Linked DNA regions of Homo sapiens: all the other regions are linked to region 1. A link is a loop called in an ENCODE intact Hi-C map of the cell type or tissue named here. Cell type or tissue: PC-3. All regions are shown on one strand.

Region 1 (2,500 bases):
CCCCAGGTCACCACACTACAGCATAGAACTGAGAGTAGTCGGCCGGGTGACTCTCACACCTGTAATCCCAGCACTTTGGGAGGCCGAGGCAGCTGGATCACCTGAGATCAGAAGTTTGAGACCAGCCCGGCCAACATGGTGAAACCCCATCTCTACTAAAAATACAAAAATTAGCCGGGTGTGGTGGTGCACCCTTGTAATCCCAGCTATTTGGGTGGCTGAGGTGGAAGAATTGCTTGAACTTGGGAGGTGAAGGCTGCAGTGAGCTGAGATCACACCACTGCACTCCAGCCTGGGCGACAGAGTGAGACCCCGTCTAAAAAAACCAAAAAAAACAAAAAAACTCAGAGTAGTCCAGGAATAATAAATTCAAATCTGGCTTTCCAGGTCATTTTTCAGGTCTGTTTTTCAAGGTAGGAGAATTAAACATTTCATTCTGATATTTTGTTAGTTTGATTTATAACCTTTCAATGTTTTGACATGCGCTATGTGGGCTTCCATTGTCCTCGTGTCCTTACAAATGTTCAAAGCTGACTTGAAAGAGAGGCTTGCAAGGCTAGAGCCCATGGTTGGATATAGAGGAGAAACAAAAGTGGGTCTGTGAGCCAAGGCAAAGAGTGCCTGGGGCCCTGGCATGATGAGGCTGCACTGCTGGAGTGGCTGTGAATAATGAATGCCTCTTTCCTTTCAGATCACTTTCAGGAAAGATCACCTTGAGGCCTGCCTCCTTTCCCTGGGTTGTGATGTGATGGCAAGAGAATGCAGCAACTTTGAGACCTACTCCATGTGCTATGAGCATGTGTTGCATCATGCTAGGCAGAGGCTCAGCCAGAAAGAGCAAGTAGGTTCCCAGAGAGAGAAGAACTGCAGTGGGGAATGGGCATGGGCAGGGAGGCTCAGGAGGCACTCAGAAGAGAAAAGTAAAACTGAGGGGGTTGGGATACATACAGTGGTTCTTATGCCAGAACTGAGGGTGAATGGTACCCTCAAATCTCTCTACTCATTGGCTCAATCATTCTCCTGGGCTCTGGTATTCTCAGTTGCACACTAGGTTATGTGCTTGGGAAGTGTCCAGTGGAGAATACGAAAGGTGAGCAACAAAGGGGCTGGCCCTGCAGGGGAAGGTACATAGCTGTCCTTTCCACCCTCAGCAAACACAAGGCACCGTGCGCTGTTCCTGGTCTGGGAAAGAAGCCAGGATCCTTGAGTAAACTCTCTCTTCAGGATGCATGTCATGGGTCAGTCTCACTGGGAGACTTCCTTAAAATATGAGCCTGCTGGTGGGATGGAAGAGTCAGTCCTCCTGCCCTGGGCTGCCCACTATTGTGAAGGTAGATTGCATCAGAGATTTAGTGTGATTTTAGTTTATACCTTAGAAAAGTTCAAAAGTCTAAACCACTAGCCAAAACACCAAATGAAGCATTGAAATGATGAACAACGAGCCTTGGAGCCACCCCTATTTTGGGCTATCCCCATTACTCAGTTCTTGGCATCAGTGTGGGTACCTGGAAGTCAATGTTGTCTTTTGAGGCTGTGTTAGGCATCCTGAAGTCCAGTGGGGCAACTCACACAGTCTCAGCTCCAGGCACAGCCTAAGGTTCTCAAAATGGGGCTCCATTAACACAAATAGGAGGTGTTTGGAATGTGTTGTACTGACCTGAGCCATGGTTGGAAGACTAAATGTTAGAGTTTGGTTGTGTACTGCTTTCTCCTGCCCAGGAATTAGATGCTACACAAAGAGGCCAGGGTCCACCTGAAGACAGTGCTGGCCAGGTAGGTCATTTCCTATTAAAAGGTTCTCTTCTCCATTTCTCACATCCACACTCTCAGGGCTAGCCAGCTATGGGATGCCTTAGAGTCATTTGCTTGTGTCACCTGTAGAAGTCCCGTCAGTGAAGGTCCACTGCAGGAACACCAAGGAGTGTGCTTTCACTTTTGGTGAGCAACCCTCCTTAGGGTGCATTTTTTTTTCTTGAGTTTTTTGGTCGCTTTTGTTATTTTGTACTGGTTTTGTTTTGTTCTGTTTTTGTTGTTACTTTGGGGAGTTTTGTTGTTGTTTCTTGTTTTCTTTTGATGCCAGTTAAGGTGCATTCCAGGCCAGACGCGGTGGCTCACGCCTGTAATCCCAGCACTTTGGGAGGCTGAGGTGGGTGGATCACCTGAGGTCGGAAGTTCCAGACCAACCTGACCAACATGGAGAAACCCCGTCTCTACTAAAAATACAAAATTAGCCAAGTGTGGTGGAGCATGCCTGTAATCCCAGGTACTCGGGAGGCTGAGGCAGGAGCATTGCCTGAACCCGGGAGGTGGAGGTTGCGGTGAGCCAAGATCGCTCCAGCCTGGGCAACAAGGGCAAAACTCTGTCTCAGACTAAATAAATAAATAAAATAAAATGCATTCCAAAAAAGAAAAGGGATGTTTGGGCTGAGGTGTCAAGGGGAGGCCAGTTTGGAAATGGAGGCCAAGACAGTTGAAGTATTTTTCTCTAACTGAAAAGGGC
Region 2 (2,500 bases), 79 kb before region 1:
TAAAGGCAGACTTTGTGTAAGAAATTGCCATAATGGGTTATGGTATTATCTTGGGAGCAGGCAGGGCATCACGGGACCAAATAGGGGAGATTCTCATTTTTTGAGAAAGAGCCCCGGGCTCAAAACTCTGCATTTTCCCCATAGACCTTCCACAGGACTGATTTCTTCTCTGTAATAAACTTGAGACACCAGCTGTGTGTGTGCAGCTTGCTATGGCAAACATTTACTGTTCAGGAAATGGTTTTTGGCAGAACAGGCTAGGGTTATATGGATACTAAAACCTGCCAGAATAGTCTCAAAAGCAAGTATTATTTGCTTGGTGAGATTCCTTTCCAGACTTTAGGCTGTTTTTTGTTTTTTGTTTTTTTTTTTAAAGATTCGGGACTAAGAAAGATACCATTTGCATCAATGTAAAGGGAGTTACAATGTTCTTCAGTTCTGTGTAGGTATAGAAGGACCCTCGACTTGTGCTGAACCCTTTATATCTAAAGAAATAACCCACAGATGAGTTTTTTTTTTTTGCTTCTGGCCTCATCCATTTATGAAATATAACACCCTTACAGTCAATTTGAATGATTCCAGCAGTTACATACAGCATTTAAAAATTGTCTTTGTCCATTAACATTCTAGGAGAGCAGAGATAAAGATTCAGATGAAAAATAGAAACTAATAACCATGGAAATTATTTGTTTTTTATGTAGTCACTTTTGAGCTATTTTGTTATATATTTGAGTAAATATTGATTATTGACAGTTTTGCTGTATAGTCTTTTTTTTTTTTTTTTTGAGACGGAGTCTCTCTCTGTCACCCAGGCTGGAGTGCAGTGGCGCAATCTCGGCTCACTGCAGGCTCCGCCTCCCGGTTCACGCCATTCTCCTGCCTCAGCCCCCTGCGTAGCTGGGACTATAGGCGCCCGCCACCACGCCTGGCTAATTTTTTTTGTATTTTTAGTAGAGACGGGGTTTCACCGTGTTAGCCAGGATGGTCTCGATCTCCTGACCTCGTAATCCGCCCGCCCGGCCTCCCAAAGTGCTGGGATTACAAGTGTGAGCCACTGTGCCCGGCCTGTATAGTCTTATTCTTATTGAGCTTCTAGAATATACATCTGTGTCTTTCCGTTTTGAAAGGTTCACATTAAACAAAGAACATGTCATGCAACCCTGTTGGTTCTCATACTCTGAGGTCCCTCTGAGCTCTCAGTTTTTCATAATGCACTGGACATATAGAAGCTGTTTTATTGGTCTTTAAAAATATAAAATTCAAATATCTTCGGAAACAGATTAAGTTTGTTGTGTAAAATTGTCATTTGTTGTTCTTTTCTTCAAGCCCAGCTTCAAAAAATGTTTATCTGCTGGAGTTCCACCCTTCCCTCAGCCTGGCAGCACTTATCCCCAAAGCCCTAGAGCATCTCTTCCAAGAGGCCTGCCATGCCTGCAGACCCACATCAGCCAGTGGCCTTGCCTCCCTGGAGCGACATGTCCTGCAGCTGGCCCTGGACCTGTGGCTCACCCCAGCCACGCCTGAGGCCTGGTACAGTACACAGCTCCAGAAAGATGTAAGTTCTTTTTGAAGGGGGTAGTTGGGTCCTTGGCAAGGAGAATGTTTTTTTCCAGGTGTTACTATTTAGCTTTGTTTTTCTGTTTGGCTCTATTCCCCCATTATTTGGCTAGAGACAGAGCTCAGTCATAGGCCTTGTCAACATTTTTATGTCATTTTTTGGGGGATTGGGTCAAAGTTTCTCATTTATAAACATACTGCTACAATTAAAATTTAAAAGGTGATATACATGGGTATGTGGGAAATGTTTTCTGGTTTATTATTTATATTTTAACAAATACATTTTAATTAAAAATGATATATTTTCTTTCCACTAAGACACTTCCTAAATGTGTTCTTTTTGTCAAGATCTGGTAGAAGACAGAAAGCACTGAGTAAGGAGTCAGGGATCTGAATTCAAGTTCAGTCCTGCCATTAACTTGCTGTGTGACTCTGAGCATATATCTTAGCCTCTCTGACCTCACTTTCCTTTTTTTGTAAAACTATGTTTGTGTACTTGGTAGGGGAGGTAGGTGGAGGTGAGCTCGATGATCTCTGAAGCCCCTTTCAGCTCTACTGCTCCATGGTTAAAATTGTGGGTTAATGATTTATATGGTGTTTGTAGTTGGATTTTAATGATTTTCTTTTTCTGTTAAGGCTGTCAAGTTTACCCCTGGGTTTCCAATTTGACCTCATTCTGTGTGCGTTCTTGCTGTGTGACAAAGAAACTTTCATGGGCCCCCCACTGCCAAAACTGTCTGCTCTATAGGTCTGCCTTGGCCTCCTATCCCCTCCTGCCTAAAGTAAAAATTGATTTTATTTTACAGTGATCAAAATAATATAAAATCACAGAGAATTCTAGTAAAAGCAGAAAGAACAAAATTGAATTTAAACATCACCAATCAAATGCATTCATATCATTATTTTTCTGAATTTAAGTATTGTTAATATGTGTGTTGTTCAC
Region 3 (2,500 bases), 130 kb before region 1:
GTGTTTTATAAATTAGTTTGATTCCAAGGCTATTTCAAAGACAACCAGTAGCTGTTTTTGAAATTGCCCACTCTCTGAGACTTTTTTTCTGGATTCCACTTCTCACTTCATCCTGTTTAGGTTTCCCAAAAATTTCAAAGCGTCTTCATGGAGCAACAGAGATTGCAAATGTTTCCAGACTGTGAAGCTGGAATAGCTAAAGCAGATAATTTGGGTTTGGCAGGACCCAGAATGACCCTGAAAAAGAAAGCCAACTGGATTTCCTTCATAAAGGTAAAGAGACTTGTAGTGATAGTCATCTATCAGTGATGTCAGCAGTGTCACAGTGTCATCTAAGCAGGCTAGGCAACCTGGCAACAACAGGTTTATGTAGTCCCTGTTGTCCCCTCTCCTTAGTGCCCTCAGCAAACTGTCCTCTTTGACTAGGGGAGATGCTTCCCTGTCCTCAAGGGAGGCAACTCAGAGAACCTGGCCTTGTGTGCCACACTGTCCCAGCTTTTTGCCTGCCTTGGCTCTATATCGAAGTTTGCTATGCTAATCTGCCTTCTCTGAAGGTTCTCCAGATGCCAGTACCCCACTCTAATGGGCCCAAACTCCCTGCTTATTACTAATGATCTCAGATACTTGGCAAGAGCTAAGCTTACTATCCAAGGGTGTGATTGACTTGTGTAAATCCAACCATTGAGTCAAAAACTATTTATTTGGTACATATTGTATATCAGGTGTGGCCGTTCATGCTGGAGATACACAGTTCACAAACAATATGCAAGTAAGCAGACTAAATAAGATGATTTTAGGTAGTGCTAACTATGGTCAATTCTTGTTATTCAAGGTAGTTGTGTTCTGGAAAGTCACCAGGAACACTGAGTTAGCAAATATTGAATCGTTACCCCTAGGGGAAATAGAGTTAGTTCCTGTGAACCTCTCGTCGGAACACTCATCAATACATAACTGTTTTATGTGTGTTTCTGTTTAAAGACATCTTATTTAAAATATATTGTTGATTCATTAATATTGAACTAATGACTAACAGCACTATAATTCATGCCTGAATGAAGCTTATTTAACACATGTATTTTTTCCAAAAGGTACATCACACAGCCTTCTAATGCTTAGGAACATTAGACATTACTTTGGCACTACCCATGGGGACCATTTTCAACAGTAAAATGACCACCAAAAAGCACAAAAATGTGAAGAATGTGGCACTAAATGGACCACAAAAGGATCCTTGTTTGTAATATGCGAGCAGAAACAAGAAGGCAGAGTGTTGCCTTGTTCATACTGAATTGAGAATATGCCCATTGAGTGATTCAAATTTTTACCACCCTGCACACGCCTATGAGTGACTGTGAAAACTCTACTAGTATTGAGTTTTGAGTCACAAAAAATGTTAGATAGTAGGCAAAATCACAAACATGGAATCCACAAACAACAAGGATTGATTGTATCATGAAGAAAAGAAAAATCTTGGCCAGGTGCGGTGGCTCACGCCTGTAATCCCAGCACTTTGGGAGGCCAAGGTGGGCGGATCACGAGGTCAAGACATCGAGACCATCCTGGCCAACATGGTGAAACCCCCTCTCTACTAAAAAAAAAAATACAAAAATTAGCTGGGCGTGGTGGCATGAGCCTGTAGTCCCAGCTACTTGGGAGGCTGAGGCAGGAGAATCACTTGAACCTGGGAGGTGGAGGTTGCAGTGAGCTGAGATTGCGCCACTGCACTCCAGCCTAGCGACAGAGTGAGACTCCATCTAAAAATTAAAATAAAATCAAATAAATTTTGTATGACTGTTTTAGTCTATTCAGGCTGCTTTGACAAAATACCATAAACTGGGTAGCTTATAAAGAACAGAAATATATTTCTCACAGTTCTAGAGGCTGGGAAGTCCAAGATCGGGGGCCAGCATGGTCAAGTTCTGGAAGGTCCTCTTCCAGGCTACAGGCTTCTGCTTCTCCCTGTGTCCTCACATGGTGGAAGAAAAAAGCCAAGCTCCCTCAGGCCTCTTTTGTAAGGGCATGAATGCTGTTCATGAGGGCTCTACCATCATGATCTAATCACATCCCCAAATTCTATTACTAATGCCATCACCTTGGGGGTTAGGTTTCAACATTTAAATTTTAGAGGAACACATTCAGACCATAGGAGTGAATCAGGATGGACTGAGAGAAATCAAAGATTTCTCCTAGTTCCATCTAGTGCTTGAGGAACAAGGTAGTCTATGTAAGGGAAGCCAGACTTTCTGTTTTAGATTGTTACACTTGATATCCAAGAATAGATATCAAAGGAGTAGTTGGATATAATAGGCTGGAGTTTAGGGCTGAGATATAAATTTGAGTGTTAATGGTGTTTACAGCAACAGAACTTATTTTTGAAATACAGTTTATTAATATGAAAGATGTTTTAAATGTGGAGTCACATGGAGTCTGTGGGTGAACTTTCTTTTGCCCTGTAAATAAAGTGCAATGACCAACTCTGATGGATTTAGGGTCCCTGCTG

The links. Hi-C counts contacts between places; a loop is a spot of excess contacts. Peaks named below come from ENCODE experiments on the same cell type or tissue, not always from the same donor. Only the 100,000 strongest peaks of a DNase experiment are listed, where the experiment ranks them.
Region 2: it touches region 1 in a loop (3-fold over the local background); 1 of 110 quality-filtered maps calls a loop at or near these places.
Region 3: a loop joins it to region 1, with 7 times the contacts of the local background. A loop is called at or near these places in 1 of 110 quality-filtered maps.

Annotation. Positions count from the first base shown.
Region 1 is chr6:109,335,677-109,338,176 of GRCh38, forward strand. It overlaps the pseudogene CCDC162P. Among named protein-coding and RNA genes, the nearest start is that of CD164, 46 kb to the right of the region's middle. In PC-3, no CTCF peak of the experiment used is centred here; a DNase peak (open chromatin) is centred at 1,175; H3K27ac peaks cover 2,321 bases.
Region 2 is chr6:109,256,220-109,258,719 of GRCh38, forward strand. It overlaps the pseudogene CCDC162P. Among named protein-coding and RNA genes, the nearest start is that of CD164, 120 kb to the right of the region's middle. In PC-3, no CTCF peak of the experiment used is centred here; no DNase peak of the experiment used is centred here; H3K27ac peaks cover 677 bases.
Region 3 is chr6:109,203,595-109,206,094 of GRCh38, forward strand. It overlaps the pseudogene CCDC162P. Among named protein-coding and RNA genes, the nearest start is that of CEP57L1, 110 kb to the left of the region's middle. In PC-3, no CTCF peak of the experiment used is centred here; a DNase peak (open chromatin) is centred at 1,047; H3K27ac peaks cover 2,500 bases.